2 separate regions of the Mus musculus genome follow, and region 2 is linked to region 1. A link is a loop called in an ENCODE intact Hi-C map of the cell type or tissue named here. Cell type or tissue: left cerebral cortex. All regions are shown on one strand. Links, peaks and the distances in the headings refer to the core of each region. The heading gives the core; the rest is flanking DNA.

Region 1 (16,853 bases), core at 3,359-11,358:
AAATTTCCTGAAGAGAACAACAATAACCTATACTCTAAGATCAAGAATTGACAAATGGGATACCATAAAATTGCAAAGCTTCTGTAAGGCAAAGGATACTATCAAAGGACAAACAGGTAACCAACAGATTGGGCAAAGATCTTTATCTACATCTGATAGAGGGCTAGTATCAAATGTATATAAAGAACTCAGAAAGTTAGACTCAAGAGAACCAAATAACCCTATTAAAAAGTGTGACACATAGCTAAACAAAGAATTCTCAACTGAGGAATACCGAATAACTGAGAAGCACCTAAAGAAATGTTCAACATCCTGAGTCATCAGGGAAATGCATATCAAAACAATCCTGAGATTGCACCTCACACCAGTCAGAATGGCTAAGATAAAAAACTCAGGTGACAGCAGAGGCTGGCGAGGATGTGGAGAAAGAGGAACACTCCTCCATTGCTGGTGGGATTGCAAGCTGGTAAAACCACTCTGGAAATTAGTTTGGCAGTTCCTCAGAAAATTGGACATACTACCTGAGGACCAACTAACACACTCCTGGGCATATACCCAGAATATGCTCCAACATGTAATAAGGACACATGCTCCACTATGTTCATAGCAGCCTTATTTATAGCAGCCAGAAGCTGGAAAGAACCCAGATGTCCCTCAACAGAGGAATGGATACAGAAAATATGGTACATTTACACAATGGATTAATACTCACCTATTAAAAACAATTAATTTATGAAATTCTTAGGTAAAAGGATGGAAGAAGAATATCATCCTGAGTGAGGTAACCCAATCACAAAAGAACACACATGCTATGCACTCACTGATAAGTGGATATTAGCCCAGAAGCTCAGAATATCCAAGATACAATTCACAAACGATATGAAACTTAAAAAGAAGGAAGACCAAAGTGTGGATACCTTGATCCTTCTTAGAAGGGGGAACAAAATACCCATGGAAGGAGTTACAGAGACAAAATATGGAGCAAAGACTGAAGGAACGACCAACCAGAGACTGCCCCACCTGGGGATCCATTCCATATACAGTCACCAAACCCAGACTCTTTTGTGGATGCCAACAAGTGCTCACTGACAGAAGCCTGTTGTAGCTGTCTCCTGAAAGGCTCTGCCAGTGCATGACAAATACAGAGGTGGATCCTCACAGCCTACCATTGGACTGAGCACAGGGTCCCCAATGAAGGAGCTAGAGAATGGACTCAAGGAGCTGAAGGGGTTAGTAGCCGCATAGGAGGAACAACAATATGAACTAACCATTACTCCCAGAGTTCCCAGGAACTAAATCACCAACCAAAGAGAACATATGGTGGGACTCATGGCTCCATCGGCATATGTAGCAGAGGATGGCCTAATCGGTCATCAAGGGGAGGCCCTTGGTCCTATGAAGGCTCTAGGCCCCAGTATAGGGGAATGCCAGGTCCAGGAAGCAGGTGTGAGTGAGTTGGTGAGCAAGGGGAGGAAGGAGGGGATGGGGGTTTTCAGAAGGGAAAACCAGGAAATATAAATAAGCATATCTAATAAAAAAAGAGAGAGAGAAAAATATTTTTAAAAAAATTAAAACTGAGTAAAGATGCACCGAAGACCACTTCAGTTCAAAGAAAAACTATCAGATAATAAATCAGGACCCACTTCTTGACCCCTGGATTCCATTTTTGCCAAAAGTGCTGCCAGAAGAGCAGAAGAATCACCTTTTTATTGAACATAAAAATATTTTAAAAATGAAGATCTTGAGGCAACACGGAAAGATGTGGTCAGATGAAGTAAACTGCGGCAGACATAGACAACTACCACATAATCAACTGAAAAGTTGATCTGATAATAGTTCATAATTAGACAGTGGCCATAAAAGACTTGGCAGAACAGGGTGGAAGGCAGATAGAGACATGGGGATCAATGGGTGCAAAGTCAGATAGTCTCAGGAGCTGGAATCTTGGGAGCATGATTGCACTGTAGTGCAACTGTCAATAACAAGAATGGACTGTATACATTAAAAAGCTACAACAAAGAATCCTGAATGTTTTCACCATAAAGAAATGATAGTAATCCTGTAAGACCAGCACTTTGAATGTTGAGACAGGGAACAGCCATGAGTTTGAGATCAGCCTGGGCACGTGGCAAGATCACATGACACCCTCATTAGTATGAATAGTTTTATGCTGTTTGGGTATCAGTTAAATATAAGAGGGGAAAAGAAATACATAAAAAAGAACAAGGATGAAAATATCCTGCCTCAAAGGCAAAGGAAAAGAATGAGTTCTCTGCACTTAGCCCTCTACTGATGTCAACTCAAATAGCAGGTGTTTTCAGCAATGATGCCTCTCTATTCATCCTCCTATTCAAAGATCTGACTACTTAGTTGTCTTGTATTTGCAAAGTGAATTAGAGTTTTCACAAACACGTTTGTACCTGTCCTCTCGTCTGAGTACCCCAGCACAACCTCACAGAATCATAGTCGCCCCATTTCCTTGATGAAAAGGGAAGAGAAGCCACTTGTAACTCATGAATGATTCATGGTTCAGAATCTGCTTTTCTGATGCCATTTCCATGGGATTAAAGACAAGTATCGTGGCCATGCCAATGAAACATCTTGAAGATGGCATTTTATTAATTGATTAACTAACTAATTGGTTGGTTGGTTGATTGGTTGATTGTTTGATTGATTGATTGTGGTGCCTAGGGTTTAATTTAGGGTCTTATATATGCTAGACACAAATGCTTTACTGCTATCCCCAGTCCAGTTAACACTTTTTGTTATATATTTTATTTTAAGACTAAGTCTCATGTATGTTCAGGCTCTCCTCAAACCTGCTCTATAACCAAGTATGACCTTGAATAATAACTATGCATCACAGAAGGGGATGACCAGAGCTTAGGGTTACTAGTATATTATTTTGAAGAAATCTTGAAGTCTGGATCACAACCAATTTTGGAACATTATTTTCAGAACTATGTGAAGTCTCTCTCTCTCTCTCTCTCTCTCTCTCTCTCTCTCTCTCTCTCTCTCTCTCAAAGCCTTAGTTGAGAAAACGTTTCATGAACAAATCTGAAGAGCCAAGTTTGATGTCCTAGAACATGAGGAGGAGGGTGAGCCCCATAGGAAGACCAGCTATCTCAACTAACCCAGACCCCCGAGATCTCTCACGCACTGAGCCACCAACTAGGCAACATATATTAGCTTGACCCAGGGACCCCGACACATATACAGCAGAGGACTGCCTGGTCTGGTCTCAGTGAGAGAAGATGTGCCTAACCCTTGAGAGACATGAGACTCTAGAGAGTGGGGAGTCCTGGTGGGGGTTAAGTTGTTGGGGGGTTAGGGACTTTCTCTTGAAGACAGGGCAGGAGCAGGTTGGAAGATTGGGATGAGGAACTGTGAGAGGGCAGACTGACCAGGAGGGAAGTAACAACTGTACTGTAAAAAATAATTTAAAGATATAAAAGACCCCAGCTGCTATAGCATGCGTGCGTAATCTGCCCCTGTGCAGCAGAAACAAGTGGATCCCTGTGAGTCACTGGCCAGCCTGCATAATGGATCAGTAAGATCCACACTCAATCCCAGATCGTATCCTAAAATTAGAGGGGGAAGGGACTAGGGCAGGCACTGACATTAAGCACTGGCCTCTGCATATTGTCATTTATATACATACATTTGCACACATTCTCAGGGTGTGAACTTTTGTACCTAGACCTTAGGATTGCTGACACAAAAAGATTATGAGTTTTAGGCCATCTTGAGCCACACAGTGAGACCTCGTCTCAAAAAACAAAACTCTCCAAATAACAACAACAACAATAATAATAATAAACAACTTTAAAAACAATCTTCTAGGCACTGTGAGCCTAACAGCAAGAAAGAATAGCTGCCTTGCATGTGTCCTGAGCCTCATGTCCTAGTGAATTACGACACTGTTGCTCACATAAGCTGCTCATTCTGTGGCTATTAGATGCCTCCTATTTAAAGGAAAGAATACAGATTGTGTTAATTTAAACCATATAAAACTGACACCGCAGCAACTTCTGCATGAAAACTTTCCAATGAGAGTTTCTAATACCCGGATTCATTTAAGCCTGCTCATGCCCTGCTGGCCCACGCAGCTCCTGTCTCCATCTCAGTAAGAACCTTCGGTCCTAGCTCCCAGAAGATCAAGTGGTTCATATCAGAGTGGAGAATGTGTATTGAGACTTTTGCCAAAGCTAACACAAAGCCTTCCTTGTCATTTTAAACCTCTTGCTAGGTTTCCAGAAATGTACAAAAAAAAAAAAAAATGTTAGACTGTGGAGTTTCCTGGAGAATTGCTAGAGATAGCTCTCCCTCATGCATTCTGAGGGAAGACTCCCTGGTGGCTTTTGTTAGATGACCCTCAACAGCCCTTTATGAATCAGTTTCCCACCTGAGTGGAGCCATGGGGCAGGAATGAGAAATAAGCCCCTGGATAACATGGCCCTGTGCCCAAGGTATGTTCCCATGGGCGTGTTCCCACACGGATTCTGCACACCTAAGCATGAGATGAAGAGTTGGAAACAGAATGCTGGTGTGGTAGGCTCACTGAAACTGGCCAGCACAGCTTAAGAGAAGATCTAAACGTAATGACTCTAGAAGGATGAATGGGTGAGGGTCCCCAAGCTTTCCTTCTCTGCCTCCTACGTGTGGTTTAACTTTCATTTACTCATTAGAGACACAGCTTTTTTTTTTTAATCTCGTGACTATCTCAGAGTGATTTAAAAAAATCTCTGTATTGGCCAGGCTCTAGTGTGCTTGATGCATAAACATGAGGACTAGAGTTCAGACCATAGACATTTAAAAAGAGAGAAAGAATAAAAGAAAGAAAAGGCATGGTGGGCACACTTCTGGGAAGGCAGACGCAGGCAGAGAGCTGATCCCTTGAGCTCAGAGCCAGCAAGCTTAAATGAATCTCTGAGCTCTAGACCACTGAGAGAGTGTGTCTCAAAATGATAGTGTATGTGTAAGAATACCTAAGGTGTACCTTACCAGCACATATATTCAGTCACAAATACACACACACACACACACACACAGGTGGTGGTGGCATGTTATTGGAATCTTCAAGTGAAGTGAACATACATTAAAATATGAGAACATGCAGACCTTATTCATAGCCTGGGCTCATATCACATGTTGCTGAGCCATGTTGCGATTATAAAGCTATGAACAATTGCCAAGCTATCCATTGTCTACTTCCTTCATCTGTGACATAGCTAGGACACCTGAACTTTGTGCCAGGGGCTTATAAGAAAAGTGCCCTGCCAATGGAAAGCATACGGAGAGAAATCTGTCTAGTGTGGGTGTGTGTGTATGTGTGTGTGTGCGCGCGCACGTTTGCACAGATATTGCAAGCATATATTTGGTAACACATGCACATGCATTGGGAGGCCATTGTGTTTCATCCCCAGGATCTGCCCACTTTGTTTGAGAGTCAGGGTCTCTCATTTTGACCTGAAACTCCTGAAACTCTCAAGCCTGGCTAGGCTGACTGGTCAGTGAACCCCAGGGATCTCCCTGTCTGTTACTCCCCTGTGCAGAGATGATGATGTTTGCTTCCATGGCTAGGCTTCTTGGTTTTAAACCAGGTTGCTGGGGATAGAGCTCGGGTGCTCACATGTGGGCTACAAACACTTTACCAACTGAGCCAGCCCCAGTCCAAGAAGTCTTTCTGTCATTGCTAAGCCACCAAGAGCATAGCTGGAGAGAGACAGCTGCTCGAGACTTCCTTCTAGGTCAGAAGTTTTCAGGCCATCCTTCTAGCGTCAGTAGGATGAGAGGGCGGGGTGAAGCCTCTGGTCACAAGTGTATCAATTTGACAGAGCTTTTCTCACTTCTATTTTGGAGCTACGTTTGAGGAAAAGTCCCTGGTAAATACATTAATCTTTTTATTGATTAAATTTTATTCTTTGAGAATTTCATACATTTATACAATAAAATATGGTTGCATCCACTCTATTCTTCTCCTTTAACTTCCCCTGGATCTCCCTACACATGTCCACCTCTGCACTTCATGCCTTTTCCTTTGCTTTTGAAAAGCCCACTAAGACCATGTGGTGTTGTCATTTATGTGCATGGGTCTGAGGCCATTCACTGGAGCACAGGAAACCTACAAGTTTCCACAAACCCAAAGTCTCTCTCTCTCTCTCTCTCTCTCTCTCTCTCTCTCTCTCTCTCTCTCTCTCTCTTTCTCTCTCTCTCTCTCTCTCTCTCTCATCCCCCCCCAGGGGGCTGTCAACAATCAATCATTCCTCATTAAGAGATGAAGTCTGGAGAGCACATACCCTATGGGTGAAGTATAGCTGCCTTCATCTTGTGCAGCAATCACAGTAGAGCTGAGTTCATGGAAGCAACAACCATGCCATATCTGCTGGACAGCATTTCCTAACATTCCTCCCCACCACAGGCTCTTGGGTTTTTCTGCTTCCTCTTCAGCATTATTCTTTGAGCCTTGGTGGAAGTTGGAGAAACAGGAGGGAAGTGGTCAGATTTGGGCTGAATACTCATGGCCACTCATTCTTGGCATATGAATCAGTTACAAATCTCTGCATAGACTACTGTCCACTGTAGAAATAATCTTCTCTGATCAAGGCTGAGAGCATCTAAGTTCAATGGGTATAAATATACAATCATCTCAAAAGAAAAGAGAACCCCCAGCTCTTCAACACACCAACAGCTCCACCATCCTGTTGTCATTACACAATCAACCTGAGAGGTTTATTGCCCACCCACTTGCAAGCTGACTGTTATTAGCCAATTAAAGAGGAGACTTGCCATCTTTTATATATCATACTTAATGAATTAGATAATCTCAGCATAGTTACCATGGTACACTATTTATAAAGACCTGAAATTTGCTTCTAATTTTTCAACTGATTAGAGTTTAATTTCTCTTGTAAATTGCCCATAAGTAACAAGTACACCATAGCAGGGCATCCAGGTTTACAGCAAAATAAAATTTATAGGATTGAGCTTCTTCAGTTCTGAAGCTAAACACAGTACACAGGTTTTCCTTGTCAGTAAATCTCTCTCTCTCTCTCTCTCTCTCTCTCTCTCTCTCTGTGTGTGTGTGTGTGTGTGTGTGTGTGTGTGTGTGTGTGTGTGTGTGTTTAAAGCAGAGTCTCACAGAGTCAAGGCTGGTCTCAAATTTATTATATAGCAAATGATGGCTTTGAACTTCATATGCTACTGCCTATCCCCTCCAAGTCCTGAGATTACAAGCTTGCACCACCAACCCTGGCTTTATGCTGTGATGAGGATCAAAACCAGGACCTCAAGGGTGATGGGTAAACGCTCATCTCACTGTGAAACTCCCCTGGCTGTGCACCACTGTGTTCTCCAGACTCATTTGAACAAGAAAGGCACAGATGACTTGACATATAGAAATAGAAAAACACAGCCACAGTGACAGAGAAATAGTGGTTCTTCCTTTAAATACAGTATGTTCCCTCTCTGCCTTCATTGTGTCTCTTTTGACTATAAAGGCACTCCGATAAAAATAAAGAGGAGACCTTCTACCTGAGTACATTTGAGTGATGTATTTTTCTCTCAATACCTTTAAATAAACCAGATCATATTATGTTTTTCTCATCTACCCCTCTGCCTCTACCACCCTCTGTCTCAGATGTACGTACCTCATTACAACACACGTCACTCATTTTTAGTCTCTGACTTGCCAGCATCCCACACAGACCTGCTGTTCCATCTCTACATGTTAATTCCCATAAATAACTGATATCCAAATTAGAGTCTTGGCGATACACTAGGAAAACTTCTGTTGAGAATCCTGAAACTCAACGGTTATTTAAGGCACTGGAGGTTGTTAGAGATTTGTTGAATTCTTTCTTGAGATTTCAACAAGACACACATTACAGAAGGTTCATACTGTCCATTGTGAAAATGTCGTCACATATAAAGTACCACAAAAGTAGCTAGAGAAGATTCCACAGCAACTCCTAAGTAATGCATATGTCCATAAGCTGCTTACACAGATACAGGATAAATTATATACCAAACACATATGTGGCTCACTGGATATTGAGAGATATAGAGCACTTTAAGGGTTTTAGATTAAGATAGATTAAGATGTTCATTCACTACACACAGAGAGAGAGAGAGAGAGAGAGAGAGAGAGAGACAGACAGACAGACAGACAGACACACACACACACACACACACACACACACACACACACACACACCTTGACAATAAGTACCCACACTATGCTCTCAAGTTACTCCAAGGTCCAAAACAAATACACTGCTGCTTCAATTTGCTGAAATAACCTGGGAAGTATATGTCTAAATTTTCTAGTTCATGAAATGTGAATTGAGGATGAATTGATTTGTCTTCTTTATTCTTTAGAAGGGATCTAGCCAGAGGAAGTTTCAGCCTAGCACACAAGGGAAACACTATTGAGAGAATGAATGACCTGTCCATGCTGGAGGCACAGGTTAAACTAGTCAAGATCAATAGTTAGCTACCGCTACCTGCACCCTTTTTGTCAGCTCTATCTTCCACAAAAATTCTGGCTTTTCAGAACTATTTTCAGGGCACCAGAGAAGGCCAAAAATATTCTTATTGGAGAATGTTAACTTGTTTCTGTAGAAATTTTGCCAGACAGTGATGGTACACACCTTTAATCCGAGCACTTGAGAGGCAGAAGCAGGCAGATTTCTGAGGTTGAGGCCAGCCTGGGCTGCAGAATGAGTTCCAGGACAGCCAGGGCTATACAGAGAAGCCCTGTCTCAAAATATATATATATATATATATATATAGATAGATAGATAGATAGATAGATATAGATATAGATATAGATATAGATATATAGATATAGATATATAGATAGATAGAAAGATAGAGAGAGAGAGAGAGAGAGAGAGAGAGAGAGAGAGAGAGAAAACCTTCTATTCTTAGTCAAGATTTCTCATCTTTGTCATTCTAGGAGAAAAAGAGCCACAGATGATACACAAATAGGTTTTACAAAAGTTAGTAAGTCGTGGGTCTTATTTGTTCTGTGATGCGTAGTGTGCAAGCCCCTAGAACTAATAGAAGGCAGGAATCCAGTTAAGTATTTCCCATGCCCCAGTGGATGACCCCAGGGCCCAGTGAATGCTACCATGCTCTCATGGATAACTCCATGCCCCAGTGAGATAACCCCATATCCGTGCATTTAAATGAAGCACTGGCTAACTGATTGGACTCAGTGAGTTTAAAAATGTGTTCATCAATTAGAATTTATAAAATGAAAACATGAAGTTGGTTCCAGGGTAAATGGAATGGAGCAAGTGAGGGATGGATATTTATACAAGTATGAACTTGAAAGAAATAAAAAAAAAAAATAAAAATGAGGGCTAACACCTGAATTGTCACTTATACCTGCTAGGAGAGGGAAAGAGGGGGAAAGTCAGTTTTTTTGTTTTTTGTTTTCCTAATGGAGTGCCACTAGGTATATCAACCATTTGAGGGCAGGTCTTGTGTTCAGGAGAGGTTAACAGATATATGGTGGATTCCACAGCTTTTATGTGCTTCTGTTTGTATGTGGTTTAGTTGGGCTTTGAGGAGGTTGTTTTCTTGGTTGGGGGCAAGTTGTTATGTTGGGGTTTTGTTCTTTCAGATCTTGAAGTCTAGTAGGTGGGCAAAGGGAGATCTGGGGAGACTTGGGGAGGAGAAGAATGTGATCAAGATATATTTAGATGTAGAAGGTATTTTGAAGAGTGAAAAATAAAATAAAATGCTATAGAATAAAAAAAGAAATCAGGACAATTCAAAAATGATGAGAAATAGGAAGTATTGAATAGAGTCTTCTTGATTTAAATTACTAATAGTAGTTTAAATGTATATTCATGCTTACTAAAATTTATAATCACCTACTTACATCTATTCCTGTAGCTGTACTTCACATTAACAAAAAGTCACATAAAAAGAATTTAATAAAAATTAAAAATGAGAAAGAATACATAAATAAAAATTTAATATTGGAAAACAAATCTTCCCCATAACAACTGACACTTCTAAAATTTGTCAAGGGAGGCTATGAAAAATAATGGTTCTCTCGGTGTAAAGTGTGAAATGTTGTCAAGGTCTTTGCCTGAGTTGTAATTAAGATGACTTATTAACCGAAGATTAAAAGGGACCTATTGTCCTAGGTATTCTAAACTCATATTACAGTCATTCAAATGAATTGCCTGCCTGTTCACATTTTGTCTTAAGCATGGCAAACCTTGACATAATGGTCCAACTAGGACTCGAATCAACTTAATTAAGCAAGAGCAGCATGGAAACATGTACACTCTTAGTTAAATTAATTTCTCTTTTGTAAGGAGTCATGAGAAGAATATGCATTAGCATATGAACCATGAAAATATATCCATTCACTCCCCAAATGGGATATAGTCACCAATATCCTTCTACAAAATGAAGTGCTTACTTAATAACTAGAAACAACACACATCCACTCTCAAGGAAACTTCACAAATGCTTCCCAGGGGCACATCTCAATGGAGTCATACAGAGATGTGGAAACCATAGCTGTAAATCAGATGATTCTGCTAAATAAAAAAAAAAATGTGCACGAATCCTCCTAATGCCTGATAGACAGTTATAGAATTCTTCATGATGAAATATAGACCTCAGGCCTGATTACCCCTATTCAGGACTTCACTTGGAAAAGTCACTTTAAGCTCTGAGTTTTATTTGTAATGTGTATAGTGTTTTATAATCGGATAACATGCCAGATTTCACACTACATGGGAGGCAATAGCAAGCAGTAAGCTGAGGTTCAATCCTTGGTTTGCTAATTTGGTGACCATCAGTAAGTCATTTAACTTACATAATCTACAAACTGAAGAACATTGTGTGTGTGTGTGTGTGTGTGTGTGTGTGTGTGTGTGTGTTTAAGAATAATGAAGATTTCAATCCCCTAATTGGAAAAAAAGCAAAAAGAAAAAATCAACTTCTTAGCTGTATATGCCCATTGTATAAGTAAAGAATTAATTTTAATATTTAGTAGACATTCCAAATGAAAGTGTCCATATGTTAAATCTTACAAAATTGGCTAGGGAGATGGCTCATTCAGCAGTGTGTCTGCCAATCAAACATGAAGCTCTGAATTGGGATCCTTATTTTTCATATTAAAAAGCTGAGTATAACATCATGTACCCGTAAATCCAGGAATGGGGGCAAAAGTCACAGAGACAAGCAAGTCACTAAAGCTCAACCTCAAATTGATGAGATTCAGGTTTAGTGAGAGACCCTATTTCAGAAAGCAAAGGTGCATGGAGTCCAAGAAAGAGCTAATGTCAGCCTCTGGCCTCCCATGCATATCCACACATGTGTATGTGCACACATCCCTACTAACAAGTACACATGCATATGTACAAATCCCACAAAATCAAAAGCTGGGTTCATATCATCTAGGCTCAGTAAAATAGCTTCTTCTAAAAGATGATTTGTGGAGAAAGCAGAGATGTCTCCATATCAGTATTCAGCCCTTACATCCACAGCTTTACTTCCAGAAGCTCTGATGATGTCTTCTAACATCCATGGGTACCAGGTACACATGCAGTACACATGCAGACAAAATACTCATACTCATAAAATAAAACAAATATTAAAATGATAATTCATGGATAGACAGAAGACAAACAAAAATATGATATGTTTATCATATCGTAATAAACGAAAAATGATGCATAGGTAAATAGATGGTAGATATATAAATAAATAGATAGCAAGACAGATAATGTAGAGATCAATAAATGATAGAGGAATAAAGGAATGATAGATAATCTAGTGGAAAGATAGAAGAAATGAAAATGATATATAAATAGATACATACTTGCAAAAAATGTTATGTAATACATAGGTAGCTGATAAATAAATAGTACATAGATGATACATAAATAGGGAGATTGATAGTCAAATAGATGGTCACATGATTGATAAACAGAAAATGAAAAGTAAATTTACAGATATAAATGTTAAATCATTCAAATGTATTTATAATGAGGCTTCTTATCACATTTTACCCTTTCTTATCTTGTTAATAATTAATGAGACACTCTCAAGTTAACTCATCCACCTAACAGTGAAGGAAGATGCAGCCTGACTCCATAGTGTTTTCATTTATCTTAAAGACAACTGGACTTTCCAAAAAAGAAAATCCCACAACCCAAACAAGGGGAAGGTGTGAAGGAAAGTGAGCCTAAAGGGCTTCATGAGCATCTCTGATCTCAGGAAGTAGATACAAGTGCAAGGGCAGGAAGAAGAGGAGAAAATGCAAACATCACAGCAGGCAAAGGCAAACTGCAGGTGGTGTATCCTAAAACACAGCCTGAGCCTGTATGGGCCAGAGAGACCCTCCATGAGAGAAAATTAGAAAGGAAAGACAGAGTAAGAGAAAGGAATATAAAAAGAGGGAGAAAAGAGAGACATGTCATATTCACTAGAGTTCTACATTTGATTTGTTATCTTCTTCAGTCTGTAAGAATTTATAAAGAACTTGTCTAAAACTTTCTTCTGCTTCTCATAGCTTGGACTTCTCACTTGGGGAATCTCATCCATGTGAAAGACTGAGTCCTTGCACACACTTGAAGTGTGTCTTCTATTGATCCCTAGGAGAGAGGGCATCCTGTCCCAGGGATCAATGACACTCAGTGAATGTCAACCTCTTTGCCATATTGGAAAGCAGACTCAGAAATACCAGGAAATGTCCTTACTGTGCTAAAATATTTAAATTAAGTCCATAGCAACCCAAGGACAACTAGACCTTTACCATTGCCCACCCAGAAATGTTAACTGCATCTGTTATAAAGTATTCCTCCACAATAAGAGCAGTCGTTGCACTAAATAGGTTTAGAATATCTGTCCATGCCTGCCTTCCACCTCCATCATCTGGGCTTCACTTCAGACTTGACAGTTTTGTACATGGTAGGCATTAAATCATATTTTGGACTCAGTGGTCCTGAGCATACAGAAAGCATAAAGTCAACTATTTACTCCCGGTTCTGTACACACACACACACACACACACACACACACACACACACACACACACACACACACACAGAGTTCCTTTAATCATTAAATCAGAACTCCCTTTAACTAGCTGATTGTTTTACTTAGATTATTTAAATAAAGAGGTATCTTAACTTTACGGGTACAAAATTTCATATACAATGGTAAAGCGAGCCCAGTGTTGATTACATTGTATTCTTTTTACAATGAAAGAAAAAAAAACTCAATTTGCCCTGTGGAATATTGGTCTGCCTTTCTTGTTGGGAATAGTCCGAACAAATTGACCATACAAAACCACCTGCACCCCTCACAGTTTGTCAACATGGCCTCCACATAACTAACTCTGTGTGGTGACAAGGAGTTGGTATGGGTTTGTCTCTGAACCCCGAATTCGCTGGTGTTACAAAAATATTGCTTATCCTGAAAATGATTAGCCTGATAGATGTGCTATATATTAGCTAAATGCAAGCCAAATTCTATATCCATATTCATTGTTTCCTAACAAATTGTTCTAAGTTCATTCAATTCCTGTGATAAAAAGCAACTTAGGGCAGGAAAGGAAAGTCTATTTATAGACTCCCATTGAAGGAAGACGGGTAGAAAGTGAAGCAGGAACTTGATGGCAGGCCTGCTTGCTATTCTATGCATCATTACCTCTGACTAAGGAACTCACAGCCAAGGAAGGAACAATCCTTGCTGGCTTACTTATAGGATAATGCTTAGCTCACCGCTTTTATCATCTGCCAAGGAAATGGTGATGCCCACAATGGAGTGGGCTCTTCTACATCAATTAACACTCAAGACCATCCCCACAGTCATGACCACTACCACTAACTAGCCAATTTAATATATATATATATATATATATATATACATAATAGTAACTAGACAATTATATATATATATATATATATAATTGTACATAATACATAATAGTAACTAGACAATTATATATATATATATATATATATATATATATATATATATATATATATATATACATAATAGTAACCAAACAAGGATTCTCACAAACATATTACAATGGCAGTGTGGGAAAAAAAAATCTCACACAGTAACTCAGAAGTTCAGCTCTACAATGTACTCTTAAACAGACAGAACACTGGTATCTTAGTCTTACATTTCCAAATAAAGGTATTACAACAGCTCTGCATTCGCATATAGCAACCAAGAAGGAACTACTTTCTAAACCTTCCAAGCGCCATTCCTACTATTTACTTGTTGGCTTGTGTTCACAGTGGCTTTGAAGGACTGTTTATCACTCCACCTCCAGTGCCTCACTGTGTCTCAGCTACGAGAGAAGCTACAGCTTTAATCAATCTCTGCCAGAAGTTTCTGTATCGTTCACACTTCAGCTGGGCAAAATCTAGGTTTATTTCAGTCTATGAAAAACTAAAGTTCAATCTTGCTTAGAGAACATTGTAAAGTAACAATTCTTGATATCACGTGCCTTATATGATCTATTTGAAACCATAGAGAATTACATTGTTTTGTGTGTCACTATTCTGAGAGACAAAACAAACTGGAACAGCTAAAACCTCTTAAAAATGCACCAAGCTTATGAAGTCTCAAACAGAACTTTAATTGCCTGTACATATTCATGTCAAATGAAGTTATTTCATGTACACCACTTCTTTTGCAAACTGGTCTATTTTCTTTCATTTGACTTAGATCAGCTACTTGACCTAGAGAAAGATGGAGCTGGCCTGTGCTTTCTCTCCTGAGACAGAGATTTTCCTTTTCTCCTATCTCTAGAAAGTATCCTGCTCTGGCTTTGGGAGAAACTTCTCCTTGGATATCTGCAACGAGGTGGAGGACTACTTTTATGGTAGTCCCGAGGGTGACAACCCAAGAGGGAGACAGGCCATGACTTCAACTTCTTTTTTTCACCAATCAGTGCCTTGTAGCTCACGGACAACATCAACAGAATCTTGGGGATCCTCAAATTCAATGAAAGCAAACCCAGGAGAGTTTCTAGCAACCCACATACTTCAGAGTGATCCATAGTGACCAAATGTTTGTTCTAATTCAGTCTTGTTCCCATTGTTTCCAAGATTACCTACATGAACTTTACAGTCCAATGGGCAGGAATCACTGTGCCTTTAGAGATTCTTGGTTCAAAGAACCGAAGCTCGAATCCCAACGCTCTGACAGGTCCACCTGCTCCCCTCTGGCTCTGCTCCCACAGATGCTGTCTGTCCTGCTGCATCCATGAAATGGCCAATTTGGGCAAATCCTATGTGAGCTTCTCAGTCAGGTGAATCTAGGCTGTATAAAGTTGACAGTTAAAGCAAACCAGGACACAATTCAATGCCAAATTTTGGAGTGCAACAACAAACTATCATAACACTGGGGTTGAGTACATAATAGTGTTGGTTTTTCTTGGTCTTCCTCATGCTGGATACTGTTTTCAGTAGAGGATTCAGTGAAATACCTCACATATATCTGTGAGTGCATCTACTTTGAAAGAATAGGTGAGTCTCACATCTAAGCCAACTTCAGACATTAATAAAGAATCATGTGTAAAGGACAGACTACCATCAAAAGTCTTCTCCCATTGCTACATTGAGGGCAAAGTAGTCATATAGATCAGCTGATAACCAATATTAGAATAAAATAAGATACTGATACAGCAACCTGCCACAGCCTAGGACATGAAACTTCTTACTCAAAAATCTTCTGGCAGCAAAATTTTGCCAAATGCGCATACACAATAGAAGTTCATTTCATGTGGTTCAACAAAAAATTCTCCCCAAGTAAAAGTAGAGGAAACTGAGTAGGGTATGTCATGTTAAATTTCAGCTTTGTTTCCTAGTTAAAAATAACCTTTCAAGCCCATGGCATATAATAGATAACCTTATCTTTACCGTCTTTTGAAATTGGATTTCAGGTTTTATTGACAGACTTGCTACAGAGAGTTTATGATAAATCTTCAGTTAATAGTCTTCTGAAGTTCCTAAACTTAAAAAAATAACCTTTCAAGAAGGATTCCTTTGAATAATGGGTATTTCTCGATCATCTTGATTTTGAAGCCATTTTAAGATGACTTGGTAAATTATTCATATTTACTGCTGGATGCTGACACCTCACAAATGTGTATCTGACATTATCAAGAGATTTACAATGAAATTTCACAGTAAGTCCTCAGGACCAGATGAAAATCATGGCTGTGTTGCTTTGATAAATGTAATAATTTTTCTTGATAATAATAATTATGGAAATAATTCACTACTTATTACCTGTTACCATCAAGCAAACAGCAAAGAAGGAATTAACCTTTGAACAGAATTAGATGAACATGAGAAAGCTCCATGCTATCAGGTGGAAATATTTGTACAGATGCTAATTGAGCATCTGGTATTTAAATTAAACAGCATAACATAGCGTTTATTCAGGCAAGGATGGAAAAGCACCACAAAAACCAATTTTTAAAAAACTTTTTGTATAAGCTAAACATTAACAGGCTTGAATTCGTAAGTGAGTTTTTATTTAGGCTGGAATTGTGACAGTTATAGACCTACATTTATGTGCAGCTATGGATGCCAAGTTAGCTACATAATATTAGCTATCAAAGAAACTCAATGATAATTTCAACCAAAAATACTCGACATTCTTTCTCTGGAGGTGTGTTCAAGAAATATTGAAGTTCATATTATTTGCCTCTTTAAAATGGCAGTACAACTGTTTATTTTTAATTAAGTTTGCTCCTTGACAAATATATATATATATATAATTCTAAGTGCTCTCTACCCTGTCTCATCTCCCTCACACTTTGAAAAACCTCCCTTGTCTCACAACTCCCT
Region 2 (16,853 bases), core at 3,439-11,438, 550 kb before region 1:
AAACTGACCATTTAGTGGCTTAGTTTCAAAATACAATTTTTATAAAAGAGATTAAATGAAAGCACTGTGTGGGTGAACTTCCAAAATGGAAGAGACAAGTGACCACTTGGCATTAGAACAACCTGTGGACAATGATGGTTCGACTGGATACAGAACAAACATGGCACACTGTGGGGCCTCAGTGCTAGAACTAAGCAGAAAAACAAGATAGTTGAAGCTTTATTACACTTGTGATTTCTAAAACAAAGGAGTTCTTGGTAGCTCCTGCCTTACTCATTATAACATTTAAGATACATTATCCTTTTTATATCTATTGATAAGCAATATATTAGCATAACCATTTTAAAGACGAGCAGACATTGAATATCATTTTATGGCATATCTTAAGGTTCATTGTTTGAAGTTAGTAGAAGAGCAGCTACAAATATACATGACAATAGTTTTCCTAGGGATCTGACCCAGATCTTTCTTTCTCTCCTACCAGACATGACTTGCTGTTTCTAAACCCTGGTGAAATAGCGTAAAGAGAAATTTCTCATATAAACTATGAATTAGGAGCTAAAACAAAACAAAGCACCGAAAACAATGCACAGTTCAATTTGAATTTCAAGTAAAGAACATACAGTCAGTATGGGGTCAGTAGAAATGGCTAAGTAGTTAGGAGCACCGGTTACTGCAACAGAGAACTGCGTTCGGTTCCCAGAACTCACAGAGCAGCTTACAGTCATCTCTAAATCTTCAAGAGGTTCTAATGTTCTCCTCTCGTTTCTGTAGGCAACAGACATGGATAAACATGGTGCACATACATACGTGCATACATACATAGCAAAACATTCATATGCATGAAATAAAACTAAAACTTAAAAGTAAATAAGTGTGAAGTTATCATCATTATGATATTTCTGGCAAGTTTTAGGCTAGTGCCCTGCTTAGCTGGGCAGATGAACACATTTGAGTAAGAGGTTCTGGTTTGTTTAAAGGACTAAATAGACTATCTTTAGAAAAAAATAACCTACTAACTTTTCTCTGTTGCGTACTTTATGAAATGAGAGTTTAATTTTAATAAGAACCCAGTCTGCAGTGTTGCCAAGCCTCCACCCACAACAACAACCCAGGCATAGTTCTAAAGGTTACTCTATATCATCCAAGCAACAGATAGGTTTTCCTGCACTGGGGAGGACAGGCATGTAAAAAGACAGGATGGTGGCTGGTTGTTTCATCACTCAGTTTGTTAGTTGGTTGGTTGGATGGTTGGTTGATTTTTCTCTCAGTGTCTCAGCTTAAGTTTAAAATGAACCATTGATGGCATAAACGTTATGTTTTGATCTCTTTGGCTCTTCAAGGAATTTACTTAAATATTAGATGAAAGAATTATTTTGCAAATTTATTATTTATTAATTGTATTTAGCCACTGTTTTGGTCAGCTAAAGACCGTCCATTAAAATTAATAGATGTAAGCCAGGGTGGCAGGCTTTCAACAAAAGATGAACAATGCTTGCTGGTACCTTCTCATTATGTCCTGTTCAAAATTAGTATATATTTAGTGTTTATGAAATAATAGTTAGGTTAATAACTGTTTCCACTTCACTATTTTTATACTATTTTGGAACCTTCTGTTTGTGCTGGAAAAGTCATCCTCTACTGGCCCCCTACCACTTTACCTCACACCTGCCATGTAGTCAAAGTCTTTGCTACAAGCTCCTTATGGGATGTACTTCCAGAAGAAGATGATGTGTGCATCTTAGCCAATGAGAAAACCAAGGCTTATAAATTCTATGTAGCATCTCCTATGGACATTGATCTATGTGGTGTCAGAACTTGGATGTGACCTTTGCTTAGGTCTGTCTAAAGCTAGAAGTCATAATGTTTCTGTCTCCACGAATTTCATTTCTGTTTCTGTAATACAATACCCTGAGAATATCAGCTTAATGAAAAACAGATTTATTTGGCTTGCAACTCTAGCTTACAATCAATTATTGTGTGGAACTCAAGGTGGGAACTTAAATCATTAAATCACAGTCAAGACCAGGGAGATAATAAATGCATAGTTTTCTCTATTATTACATATTCCCCAAATCAGGGAATGCTGTTTCCTATGGTGGGATGAGTATTTGATTATCAATTGAAATTTAAGAAAATCACTGCATATATGCCCAGGAGGCAACTAGACCAATAGATTTCTTCAAGAAAATTTTGTAAAAGTGATTCTAGTCTGTGTCAAGTTGACAGTTAAAACTACCAGCACACTGCCATGACATGTTGACTGTGAGTGAAAGTACTGAATAATTGTATTTAGCCACTGTTTTGGTCAGCTAAAGACCTTCCATTAAAATTAATAGATGTAAGCCAGGGTGGCAGGCTGTCAACAAAAGATGAACAATGCTTGGTGGTACCTTCTCATTATGTCCTGTTCAAAATTGGTATATATTTAGTGTTCACGAAACAATAGTTAGGTTAATAACTTTTTCCACTTCACTATATTTAATATTAACATTAAATAATATTTAATGGCTTTGAAATGATTAAAATAATGTGTTAGGGTTATAATAGTTGTGCGTGTGTTTGTGTGTGTGCAATAATTTAAAATATAATTATTAGAGCTATTGCCTTAATAGTAATTTCAGAGATGTTCATTTGAAACCAGTGTTTCTTTCCTGATTGAATCTGACCTACCAATGCAATCATAAAATGCTGGGTGACAAACTTTCACCCAGGCATTTTGATACAAAGGATGGGTATGAGAAAACCCATCTGTTAACCTTACTGCTGGGTTAGAAGAAGCAGAGAAGTCAGAAACTAGAGAACTCTAATCAGGCTTCAGACAAAGGCACTTGGGAACCAGAGAAAAGTCAATGTAAACAATATAAAAGGATAAACAGTTCTAAAAAAGATTAAATCTATGCTCAGGGGGAAAGGGAGCCATTTCCACTGAGGTGGAAAGGGAATCGTGAATAATGTTCTCGTTGAAAAGCTGAAGGGCGCTAGCAGGTGCACAGCTCCTATTTTGTAGCAGAGTTGTAAAGGGACGAAGGAGAAAGCACTTACTGGAACATCTGCTGCTCAACCCACTTGAAGAAAAATAAGCAGGCAGCAGAATGAGCACATCTGCCAGCGTTCAGCACATGCAGGAGAGACACAGCATAATCAAGGAGAGTCCGAAAGCACGTGCGTCCTTCAGATTTCCCCAGAGCTTCAGTGGGAGGGATGGGAGAAGGGTAATCATCCGAAGGGGCCTGTGAAATTGGGGGGGACACTCCTTCCAATCTGGAGACAGAATGGAAACTGTGTGGCAATGAAATCACAGCAGCTGAAGCCATAGAGTGGATTTCAGAGTCAGCTGATCAATTTGCGGGGGGCCCACTGCATCAAGTAGGGGAGGGAGGGGATGCCTGCTTGGAGGGAGAGAGTCTATCGGAACAATGACTGGCATCTCAACCCTTAGAGCCTGCCTAACATAAGGAACGGTAGAAAGGCATGGTCAAATATTATTCATGTCAAACTTAAAATGCTCCCGTTTCTCAGTTGAGCACCCTTTATTGGTCAATATCCACAAGTCTTGGAGATCCTTTCAAGGGACAGGGCTAACAACTGTATCGGTGTCTTTATGGTAGCTACCTTTCTCCTGTTGTTGAGATAAAATAACCTCACAAGAACACTTTAAAGAAGAAAGGGTTTATTTTGGCTCTCTCTTTGAATTACAGTCTACCATGTTGGGGAAGCCATGGTGTTAGAAGCAGATTTTCATCCTAGCAACTGCAAAATAAAGCATAAAAAAAAAAAAAAATAGAGGGTAAGAACCTTTATGTTGGCCATGCATTAGTCTTTTGGTTCACTAAATTGCTATTAGTCTGTTTTTTTTTAATTATTTTATTAGTATTTGAGAAAGGACAGAGAGAAGAGAGAGAGAAGAGAAAGAAGAGAGGGAAGAGAGAGACAGAAAAATTGAGAGACAGAGGCAGAGAGAGAGAGAGAGAGAGAGAGAGAGAGAGAGAGAGAGAGAGAGAGAGAGAGAGAGAGAGAGCAGGAGGACAGAAGGTGATTGTGGAAATAGTTCTCTTCTTTCACCTTTTCTGTGGTTATTGGTTTCAGGATTCAAACTCAGATTTTTAGGCTTGAGTTTCAAGTTTTTTATATCTGCCTCCATAGCATTCATCAGTTAATTTTACCTTTTATACTAAATACAAAGAATGTGAATTCGAGTACAGCTGAAGAGAAATCAGAACAAGCATGAAACTCAAATAGCCATCATAACCTAGCCAAGTCCAGCAGAGAGAGTTTGTGTGTTGACTGCACATGAGATGAGAGAAACAGGCACCGTGAATAGAAAGGTCACTCATGGTGAGCACTTCCTCTGGATGACTTCCATCCTGAGGACGTAGAGGCAGCTGAAGTCTCCCAGTGTTTATCAGAAAGGAGTGCAACCACAATGCATAGAGTAAATGTCTAAAGTAAGGGTCCCATACTTGAGTGCTGTTGGCCCTTTGAAATAACTTGCACCCCACCCTGTCTCAAAGAGGCAACAAAGTTTGGCATCAGTGATCTGCTCTTTCACCCAAGGGATGCTGAGAGTGCATCTTCTGAAAGTCGGGAGTTAGAGCCGTAATAACAGTTTCCTTCACCAGTTTGTACGTATTTAAATTCACAAATAATGTCGTGCTTTGGTTATTTCTTGACTTTTAATTTCCTCATAATTCATCCACAAGGGATGTATGAGAGATGGCTTATGGGTTAAGGGGGGGTTGTTACTCTTTCAGAGGACTTCCGTTTTCTTCTCGGTGTCCATGGCTAGCAGCTCACAACCATCTCTAACTCCATCTCCAGAAGACCTGACAACTTCCCTGGCCTCCTCAGGCATCTGCTCAGATGCCATTGACTCACTACAGTGCAGACACAGACACACAGACAGACACACACACACACACACACACACACACACACACCAATCAACACACCAATCAATAAAACCCAATCATACAAATCTATGAGCTTCCTTCTGTGATAGAGGAATAGTTTACTTCCTTACACATTTCCTTCTCCTATTAGTCTCTTGTGCTCTCTGTATTGATATTTTTATTAAAAATTGGTATTTTTTATGTTTAGAGTTTTGTCATTAAGTGAAAGATTAATGTTAAGTTTCTGCTATAAATCTGAAGCTTACTATTTGCCATTTCCTTTTTTTCTCCACACCACCACTTCTTTTTCTCTGTAGGTATAAGTCCCTAAACTTTTTAAACAACTATAAAATGTTTTTCCAAATGGGTACATTTACTGTGACTGCCTCTGTCTCCTTCAGGTATCCAGAGTTCATCTCTACCACCGTCCCTTCATTGCTCCTTTGTACCTGGCTCATTCTTATCTTTCAGTGTTCTTGCTTTTAGTCTACAAATCTTAGTTACTAATAAAGAAGGGAAAAAGCAAAGGAATAGCTTCATGGTATGCCATCATTTTAAAAAGAAAAAATTTAAATCAACAAATGAAAAATTTCAGAATAGCACAACATAGCACTGAACAAGAAAAATCAATGTAGCAGTCACAATCGTAAAATCAAAGTGGAATCTAGGTTAAAATTCAGTATATTATGTGAAAAAGTCTGATGACATTTACAATCTGCAAAATGAAGGTAAAACTCCCATGAAGGCTTCTAAAATAGTCTATAAACAAAAATTCAAGAAGCATATGAACTGTAATGGAAAGCAAGAAACTGAAAGACAGCCTTTACTTAGGACCAAAAGTATAGTGACATAAATTTATTGACTACCTTTTGATTCCATAAGAAGCAACCAATGCTTACAATAGTCATGGAAGTCCAATGATTTATTGCCAAATGTTATTAAGATACAAGATCCAGAGTCTGTATTATGGTCAGATGTATTGGATTAAGATGTGTTGAAGGAAATGTCCTTTTCTCTATCTACCTTTGAATTCAGTGTGGCCCAATTTGGCACACCTGACCCCCACAATATTACATTTGCTTAGGGCTTCTTGAAGGAGACATGAATGGAGACTTTTGTGTAATTAACTAAGGCAGTGCTGTTAGCAGAAAGGAAGTCAGAGAAACAAGAGATAACAGGAAGAGATTAAGAAGGATGAATGGTGCTTGCGGGGGGGGGGGGGGGGTTAGGATTGAAGAGAAGTCAGATAGTTCAATGGAAAGATCATGGTCCAAAAAATAAATCTGTCCATTTTATACTTCATGTCAGTTTTCTCTCAATTATCTGTTTTTGGCAGGAAGGGTAGAACATCCACCAAGGTCAAGCAGCTTAGCACAGAGTCAGAGAAATCTATAGGGATAAGTGGGCAGTTGAGGATCTCTACTCTTAGTGACTTCAGACGCTGCCTACTGTGGGGAAGACAGCATGGCCTGCAATCTGTTCAATACAGACCCAGTCTGCTTTACAGGATCTTCCTAGTATGTATGTGCATCAGTACCTTGTGTTATATACACACCTGTTGCTTAAAAAAACCTTCTCTGGTTCCTATCAATCACAACATCATCTTAACTAAGCAAGTCATGGATATACTCATCATCTAAATTATTAATGTTATATCAGCAACAATAGCCAAAGATTCATAATACAGGAAAACTCAGGAATGACATTTTCCTCCAAATTATTAGGAACAGTTAAAAGACAAGGTACCGCCTTCCCCCTCTGTACTCCTATCTTAGCTCTTAAGGTGCAAGTGAAGCCCTGGTGGCAGCTGAGGCCATCAGTACTGATTGCCTGACCCAGGGGAGATGAAACCTTGGGAAGCTCGCCTACAAGGACATTTCAGTCATACCATCTTCAAGGATGACCAATGTCTTGCTATGACCAGTGTCTTGAAATGATTGGTGTCTTACTGTGATAGGCTCTTACTGAAAGGTGTTTGACTTTCTATGACATTCTCCCTCAAGCCCAAATATGGTTCCTGGTAGTATTAAGAAACATTAATTGCAGTTTCTATAGCAGCAGATTATGAAAGATTGTGAGACACTGAAGCATCATTAACAAGCTTTGTGATTCTGATTTGGGCTTCATGGATGTCACTGAATAGTGATGAATGAAGGTGCAGACAGGGGACATTCTGCCCATCATTTACTTATCCATGGTCTCAGACATGGCAGGTGAACTGATCTGGCTTAACAACTTGATAATTTCAGTTGGCAAACTCCAAACATGAAAACATGAGTTCAGATTCTCAGATATCAACAGAGATCCAGGCAACTTCATTATGAGAGACAGAGGATCTTCACAGCACGCTGTCTAGCAAGCTTACCCAAATTGATAAGCACTGGATTTCAGCAAAAGACTTTAGCCGAATAAATAAGGTGGAAGAGCAATTTAGAATGATTTCAACTTCAGATCTCAATATGTACATGTGCACACATGTGCATCCAAATATGCAAATCATGTACACATATGCATTATGCCATATACATATGAAAAAGGAAAAAACCATATGATCTACAAAGTTAGGGGAAGATATGCTTAGCAGATCAATATCCTCCTGTTAAAATGAACTGATATTGTGTATTACTCTTTAAAGACATAAATCTTTCCTTTTTCATTCCTCTTCTCTCGTCTTTTTCTCCCCCTCAATTTTCTGAGCCTGACCCAAAAGACGTAGGAACAAATGGCCTGCCTGTCAGTATTCTTTTTCAGCTTCTCTAGGTACAGTATTTGCACCTGAAGCCATGGTGTTTATCTGCCCAGCAGAGCCCCCAAAAAACACCATCAGGAAAATCCAATGTTGTGAAAGTGTGTCGGGTTGTGGAAATGGAAATCTTTAGCATCTATCAATGCACTGGAACTTCAGAGAGCCAGGTTGCCCTCAGGTTATGGAGAGAATTTCTTCCCAGTGTTCTGCCGTGCATGCTCCTTTTAAGTAAGTAGAGCAAAAATGGAAAATTTGACAGACAAGCAGACACGTGCACACATGTTCGCACACACACGCGGACACACACACACATGCATGAGCACACACACATATGCATGAGCACACACACACACACACACACACACACACACACACACACACACACACACACACAGAGACATCCAACCTATTATAATTTTTCACCTTGTTCACCATATCGGTTATTTCCTGCATTTGATTCAAAGCTGGGGCAAACTGTAGATTAGTACTACATAAATTCAACCCGAAACTTATGGAGCTATTCCAGAACTTTCTTCAGGGCTGTCTTTTGTTGTGACCTGCTGTAAAACCCGATGGCATGTGTACTGTAAACATGGAAAAGGTCGAGCTGACAAATGGGGCTCTAGTCACTTTGAGAAGCCCATTGCTACTTTCCATAGTTTTCCTTGTGTTAGAGCAGGGGCTTTATTTAGAAGTTCCTTTATTAGTATTTTTAGGGTTTTAAAATTATTTTCTCCTCAAATGTCACAGAATGCCTTAGCATCCATCTGCTCATGAGACATAATTATGAAACTGACAGTCTTTTTTGACACCTCTTTGATGTGGGAGGAATGAACACATTTCATTCAGTTGGGAACTCGGGTTTTTGGCTTTCTTCATTTACAGTGCCGAATCTTTTTAACAAGGCCCACATTACATAAGTATTCAGATGAAGCATCAGAAAACAGACACTCAGAAGAACAATTGTCTTCTTGTCATGATTGAGGATTTCCATTACTGGTGGAGTTGGAGATTCTGTCAAAGCACTTAAACCCATTTCTCGTATTGCAGTTGTTTTGTGTACATGCCTAGCAAAGCAATGGAGAATATACATCTCATAGCTGTAAGGCTGCATGATAGATATTAATAAATGATGTTGTAAGACAATGAAGAAATATGTTTGCTTTAAAGTACTGAATTATCATTACTTTAGATGTACATGTACTCGTATATGGATATATGCATATGAATGTGCATGCTGCAGTAAACATGCAGAAGTCTGGGATATCGTGTGGGACTCCATTCTCTCATTGTACCATATGGGACCTTGGCATCCAAGACTTGTTATTAGGCTTGATGGCAAGAGTCTTTACACACTAATCCATCTTCTAGCCCATGCTGCTCTTTGTCTTTAAAGAAGAACCTGGAAACATTTCTATTGCATTAGTGGGTCTTCACATTTGTTTTACACTAGAGTTTAGTAGGATTGTAAGAAGGGCTGGTTATTTAAAAGACTGAGTGGAACAGAGTGATCTGTATTCCAGGGAAGCAGATTCCACTTACCATATAGAGCCTTAGGTAATAGCTGACAAGGTGATAATTCTATGACTGACATTTCAACACCAGCAAATAAAAAGTTTTGTGACTAAGCATGTTTTCAAAAATAGCTAGGTTTTTTTTTTTTTTTTGGTCACACTGGATGGTTTTTAATTCTGATAACATACACTCTGACTAAAAAACTATCTATTTATAAAATACATTTTATATTAGGAGTGCACCCAATACTAAAATAAAATTCATACAAAGAATGAAATAAGGGCTTGTGAAATCATTGTGGAACTACATAAAATGTCTAGTTATTGGGCCTGTACAGAAGGCCCTGTAGTTAAGAACTTCAGTTGATCGTGTGGAGGACTGATGTTCTAATCTTACCACTCATGTTGGGCAGCCTACAACTGCCTGGATGTCATCCAGCTCCAAGGGTCCAACAGCCTCTTCTGGTGTCCTCAGGCACCTGAACACAGAGGCACAAACAAAGGTTTTAAATTATTTAAGAAGAAAGTTATTAAAGAACCTGTCTTATACTAAAGCTCCATGGATATCCAGTCAGATCAGTTTGGTACAACAATGGAACATAGATCCTGGTGCCACAGACAAACTCCATACCTTGCTTTAATGTACTTTTGAAGTTGTAACAGCGAGGAAACTGTAGGGACTGCAGAAGAATCTATTGTGACAAATGCTTGTTTTGTTTTGTTTTGTTTTGTTTTGTTTTGTTTTTTTCAGTGAATAGATAAAATTACCTTGATGACAACACAAGAGAAGTGTTCAGAGTGGCATTGTCATTTTTATTTTAAAAACTATTTATTTGTTTATTTATTTCTTACTTATTCACTTTACATCTCAATACAATTTCCCTCTCCCCAAGAAGTATCACCTCCTTATCCCCATCCACATATGAGTCACTGCAGCACTAGGTACATCCTTTCTCACTGAGGCCAAACAAGGCTGCCCAGTTAGGAGAACAGGATCCAGAGACAGGTAACAAATTCACTGACAGCCCCCCACTCCAGTTGTTAGGGGACCTGCATGAAGACCAAGCTGCACATCTGCTACATATGTACAGGGTGGGGGCTGGTCTCAATGAAAATGTTCCCATGAAGCACCTGCATTCTGGGCTGTGTTTTTCTAAGTATTGTTGTCAGAGATGATCTTTCAAAGTCATTACAATATGTATGTATGAAATAGTAAAAAAACAACTAGGAAGAAAATGATAAGAACAGAGCTGACAGAATGACTCATTGATCATCTAAGATGTCCACCATGATTGAGCACATGTCCATATTAAACTCTCAATTATATAGAGCAGGGTTGGTGTCCCATCATCTAGCTGGAGGAACTACAACCAATGAGGGGATGTTGTACAGACCGAAGGCTAGCACAAGCTCTGTTTTATGTGACTGGAATGCTACCCTTGTGGTAAAAACATGTAGGTGATGAAACTGTAAGTGCCTTTAATGTAGCATTTTTTTTAACAATAGCAGAAAATGAAAAAGAGTTCAGATGAATCTACACAAATATCAAAGCTCTTTACAATAAACTACTTTCTTAAGCAACTGAGATATTTGTAATTCTAGGATAATTCTTTATGTTCTCGTCTCTCTGTGTGTGTGAAAGAGATAAGGAAGAATGTGAGGCACAGCCTAAATCATTTCCTAAGTACAATTGGCTATCAAGGGCATCTCAGTCTCATTGCAGTGCAGCATGCCTGCAGGAGCAGGAACTTAGTTGAAGATGAAAACACATTCTTTCAAACATGCAAAGGTTTATTGTAAACATTGCACCTGTTACTGTGTTTATGTGAGTGAGTGTGGACATGTCTGTACCATGGTGTCTGAGTGAGGCTCAGAGTCCAACTTTTGGGAGTTGGTTCTCTCCTTCCACTGTGCAACCTGCACCTTAAATGTAAGTCCTCAGGAATGCACTGGCTCCAAACAGGTAGAAGTTTTATTCTGTCAATTGCAGGTTCACACAAATCACTCTAAGGTTGATTGACTGAACTGAATAGAAGTTCAGTTCAGTCAATATGAATTGTATAGAGCTGGACTTTCAAAGAAAAACTATTTCTTCTATGGCCTAAATTATTGAAAACAGGGCACCATTGACCCAAAAGCTTGACTTTCGGTATGAGAACAGGAAACTGTCATGGTGGCTAGCATTGGTTCCCTGCTAAAGCTGCTTGGCATGGAACAGCAGCCTAGCTATCCTCCTACCTAGCCTGATTGCAGATACACTGCTCAGTCAATGCATCTAAAATACATGGATATAAAATGTATCTAGAACCCCAAGTGCAAAGATATTTGGAAAAGGCATATCGTTATTTTGTTTGGGAATTGTATATATGTTATTAATATGTATAACATATGTATATCTGTTATATAACATATGCAATAACATATTATATATAATGACAATGAACACCATTATTATATATAATACGTTATTAGATATGTTTATATTATTCACTGGGAAAAGCAAATCTTTCTGAGCTTCAGTAACAGCACAATAAGAAAGGCATGGGAACCAGAGAATTTCATAAAAGCCTGCAGTATACTATGGGAGCCTTCATCCTCTCCAGAATTCCTTTTGAGAACTGACTTGATGTCACTAAGAGGAGCATCTGAGACCAAGGCAAGGTTTTCAGCACTGTACTCTTTCCTTTCGTTTTCACTCTTTCTTCCCTCTTGAGTAGCATGGAGGAAGGGCTTCTTAAAAGAGATGGAGTACATCAGTCCTGGCACTCCTGCAATAACATTTATTTCAACTGATCCTTCCAAATTTGATTATGCTGTGTTCTCAGCACTCTTGGAAAATGATCATTCCATATGATAAATCCATACTGCAAATCCTCCTTAATGTACCAAATGAGCTTTTCTATGACACAGTAACTTTTATAGCTTGCCAGAATTTTAAAACGCTGGAAAAGGTGTTGCTAGCTTTCAACATGTGTTAATTGGGTATGCCTACCCAGATGGCATAGGAGTGAGAAAGGGGGGGGGGGGGGTGATGCAGTCACTAAACTGTTCTAATCAAGGCAAAGAATAGGGATAAACCGCACCCAAACAAGTCATTTAATCTTCTTGTTTATGTTGTTATGATGTGAGGATTTAAGTTTGTTTATCATATTTCCAGGATTTTGTGTATACAGTTGCTATTTAGGAAATACATACAACAAAGACTAGGATAACAAGAGGAACTAAGCTCCCGAGAGGATCTGCGTTCAGCTTTCACAGTCTCTAACTTAAAGTGAACCATCCACATTTTACAGTTCCATAAAGCTCTCTGGTAAATCTGCTTCTTAGGCAGTTGTGCCTGTTTGACAAAGTTGGTATGAGATTATATGTCTCGGCCAAATTTTATGCTAAGGTGTGGTGTGTGTGTATTTGTGTGCATGCTCACACATGCATGTATGTATGTGTATGTGTGAGTATGTATGTATTTGTGTACATATGTATGTATATGTGTATGTGTACATGTGTGTATATGTGTACATGCATGTGTATGTGCATGTGTATGTAGGTGCATGTTTCTGGGCATGCACGTTTATGTGTGGGTAAAGGTTCCCTCAGAGGTCAGAAGGGGGCACCTGAACACTGGATTGAAGTTCCAGACTTTGAGCTACCCAAAGGGTGTGCTGGGAAACAAACCCAGGTCCTATGTAAAGGCAAGTGCCATTAATCCCAAAGCCATCTCTCTGGTCCCCTATCAAATTTTACACAGTACATTTCTTTGTATTCTCCTTATGCTAGTGTGTTAACACTGTTTGAAACTGGCTTAAATTGAGATATCCATTTATTCATTTCAGCCTCTAGGAATCCCCTGTCAGGAGAGAGTTTGTCTCACTCTTTACTTTGTATAAATAATTCACATATTAAGATATTTTACCTAACTCATGCCTTCCTTTTTCAATAATAACTTTTGCCAATGTAATAAGATGATGTCATAGTCTATTGAAAATCATGCTTAATATATGAGCTCATGTTTGATTCTGCCATAAGACCTAGCTATATGATCAAGATTGACAACTAGTAGAGATGGCATTCTTGAATATGAACCAGTGATGCGACAAGCAGGTTTCTTTATTGAAACCAAAGGAATCTTGATAAGAGTGTATATTTGGAATTCACTTAAGATCACTGTTTTGATGTGAAATCAGAAATGACAGAGAAACACTACAGCTCTACTTCCCCGACTGTCAGAGATTCACCTGTTTCTGAGGTGACTCACTGGTTTCCTTGTGAAAAAGCATGCCATGGCAGGAATCTGTGGAGCATTTTTACAGACTCCTCTATGTTCAATCATGTGAATTAATAACTGGAAAATGTCCTATTCCTGTGTGGTAGCTTCTTTTCTCACCATGTGCCCAAATGCTAGTGAAGACCAAATCAACTCAGGGGAATTTATAGCCTCCTGGATGTTGATAAACAGCCCATGGTTACAGGGAGGCATGGTGGTAGCAGCTGCTGGAGGCTGTGGCTGGCGGAGCCTGAGGCTGCTTGTTCACTTCACTCTGGTTCAGACGAATCCAGAGATGAATACTGCTGTTCATCAATGTTCGCATCTCTTTCTCCTGATGCTCACTCTAGGTCCAACCCTTTGCTGGTACTGCCCAGACTCAGGATGACAACTCCAACCAGTTAGTAATCCAGAAAAACATGGTCATATTTACGTTCAAGATGCATCCCCTTGTCTCACTGATAGCTTGGGAATTATTAAAACAATTAAATTAACTGTCAAAACTAAACACTTCAGATCCAATATTACACTCAAACACACACACACACACACACACACACACACACACACACACACACACACACACACACCACACCACACCACACACAGTGCAAATGTATACACTCTCCGTTCCTTAAAGTCTTTGTTGATTTCATAATGCAAAAGGCAATTTATTTCATTTCTAAGATTTTCCAAAATCTCATCAGTTAAAACATTGTTCAAAACTCTCTTCTGAAACTCAAGGCATTCTCTTAAATATGAGACCCTGTAATTTTTTAAAAAAGATAAAATTTTCAAAATATAAATCCTGGTAGATGTTGCTGCACATGCACACCTATGCTCACATACATAAACACAATGATAAATAAAAACATAATGGTATGGTCATTGTTTAAATGAGTGAGTTTCCAACTTCAGTTGTAACCTTCTTTATTACATAGCATCTTTGCAATCTCTGGATTCAAGTGGAACTTAACACAGTGGCTAACATTTCCATGAGGAGAAAGATAGGCAAATAGGAAGACAGAATAGTGGGGAAAACACACATGTAGTCACTACAATGATTGGGCCACAAGTAACTAGGTACCATTAGATTTTACGACACAAAGAAAGATCCTCCCCTACAGGATGCAGAGCACCCAGGTCAGTTTTACAGTGATATCAGGCTTGGCATATTTGTAACTATGGCATCTCATCTTTATGTTTGAATCCACATTTTCTGTCCCCCGACCCTTTTTTTTTCTTTTTTACTTAAACCATGGATATAAAAAGACATGGTTTGAAGGTAATCTATTTGCTTTTGTGCTTATGTGGAGTGTGGTGGTATAAGTGTGTGTGTGTGTGTGCCAGTGTGTATGAATGTATATGTGTGTCTGTGTTCATGTGGATACCAGAGGAGCTTCAGTTGTTGCTTCTCAGATCTTGACCACCTTGCTTTATTTTCTATTAGATTTATTTTCTAAATTATAAACACCACTCTCTCTCTCTCTCTCTCTCTCTCTCTCTCTCTCTCTCTCTCTCTCTCTCTCTCTCTCTCTCTCTCTCTGTGTGTGTGTGTGTGTGCCCTCAGAGTCCAGAAGAGGGTATCGAATGCCCTTTGAGAGTATGTTCATCTTAGACAGACAGATGTTTGTCTTCTTCATAGCTGCCTCAACTGATTAAAGTAATGCTTTCCAGAGAATATTTGGCAAGTATGACAACAAAAAGGTAGATGGAAGGATGAATATAAAAATGAATAAAAATAAATAAAAACATGACCAGTGAGAATGTTCACTGAGTGACTCTTGTCAACAAGCTTGACATCAGTTCTGTCCCTGGGAGTGCACATAATAGAAGGGAGAACTGGCTTCCACAGATCCTGTGATCTCCACAATTGTGTTGTGGTATGTGTATGTGCATGCTTGGATATACAAATACATAAGTAAATAAATGTAATTGAAAATACAATAAAGCATAATTTTATCTGTTTGATGACCCTATGGAGTGATAGCAATTATCCTTGGTTAGCCTTATTATTTTCTTCTTTGTGCCTCCTTTCATATTGTTACCTCTTTCACAATTAGAAGCTATTATATCTATGATCATAAAAATAGGAACATGCAAAAAAATTGAAGAAATAATTTCTTTGTGGCTCAGCTATAATATATCCTTATGTTACTGAATCATTTACCAATAATAGGCTTGCAATTTTCTTTCGATAAATGCATTTAAGTCTACAGATTTTATAGCTAATGATGTGGCATAAAAATAATTACTAAATTTGCAAATCGGAGGTCATTTACATATATTTTGGGGAGTCTAGAAAAGTGTCACCTTTACTAGTACCTGATTATTACAGTTTGATTAGCTATGGAGGAGGAAATACCACTGTAAATAGCGGTGGAAGTCTCACATGCATCATCTATTTTATACAATAGTAATGGCTTTCATTAAAGCTTAAGAGTTGATGCAAAAGTATTTTCCTTACGGTGATAAGAAGGGAAATCATAGGAGTCCATTTATTCATACTTGTTTCATTAGTGTGCATGATTTTCAGAGTCTGGTGGAAAACGAAGAAAGATCCATTTAGCATAAGGACATGGGATGTGAAATTTCATGTTTCTGGCTCCATGGTACGATGCAGACTGAAATTAAAAACCTAGGATGAAACACCTGAAATGATTGACAGCTGGTGCCTTTATCCCTCAACCTCATCCGCTGGCACCAACAGTGGAGTAGGTGGAAGGGAGGACAGGTCATACATAACCACCCCTGAATGCCTGCCTCTGCAAACTCTATTTGGTATTTTTGGTTTGTTTATTTAACTTCTTTTTTTTTCAAATTAATTTAATTTTGCATTTGTGGATTGTAAGATGGTTATCCTTCATTTTTTGGCTAATGTCCATCTTATAAGTGAGCATGTATCATATATGCCTTTCTGGTTCTGGTTTACTGCACTGAGGATATTTTGAAGTTTCATTTGTTTGCCTGCAAAATTTATGATGTTTTGTTTGGAATAGTATTCCACTGTGTAGATGTGCCATATTTTCTTTGTCCATTCTTCAGTTGAGAGACATTTAGGTTATTTCCAATTTCTGCCTACTATGAATGAAGCAATTGTGAATATAATTGAGTAAGTGTCCTGCGATATAGTGAGGCATCTTTTGCCCAGAAGTCGTATAGCTGTGCCTTGAGTTAGAACCATTCCCAGTTTTCTGAGAAACCACCAAATTGGTTTCCATAGTGGTTGTAGAACTTTGCAATTCCACCTGCAATGGAGGAGTGTTCCCCTTCCTCCACGTCCTCATCAGCATGTGCTGTCACTATAGTTTTTGATCATAGCCATTCTGATTGGTATAAGATGGAATCTCAGAGTCGTTTTGATTTTCATTTCTCTGATGACTAAGGATGTTGAACATTCATTTAAGTGCTTCTCAGCCATTCAAGAGTCTTCTGTCAAA

The links. Hi-C counts contacts between places; a loop is a spot of excess contacts. Peaks named below come from ENCODE experiments on the same cell type or tissue, not always from the same donor. Only the 100,000 strongest peaks of a DNase experiment are listed, where the experiment ranks them.
Region 2: a loop joins it to region 1, with 13 times the contacts of the local background. A loop is called at or near these places in 3 of 42 quality-filtered maps.

Annotation. Positions count from the first base shown.
Region 1 is chr6:81,406,110-81,422,962 of GRCm38, forward strand. No RefSeq gene overlaps it. Among named protein-coding and RNA genes, the nearest start is that of Gm38838, 32 kb to the right of the region's middle. In left cerebral cortex, for the core only: no CTCF peak of the experiment used is centred there; a DNase peak (open chromatin) is centred at 7,709; H3K27ac peaks cover 546 bases.
Region 2 is chr6:80,853,991-80,870,843 of GRCm38, forward strand. No RefSeq gene overlaps it. Among named protein-coding and RNA genes, the nearest start is that of Gm38838, 580 kb to the right of the region's middle. In left cerebral cortex, for the core only: no CTCF peak of the experiment used is centred there; DNase peaks (open chromatin) are centred at 7,930 and 8,456; H3K27ac peaks cover 618 bases.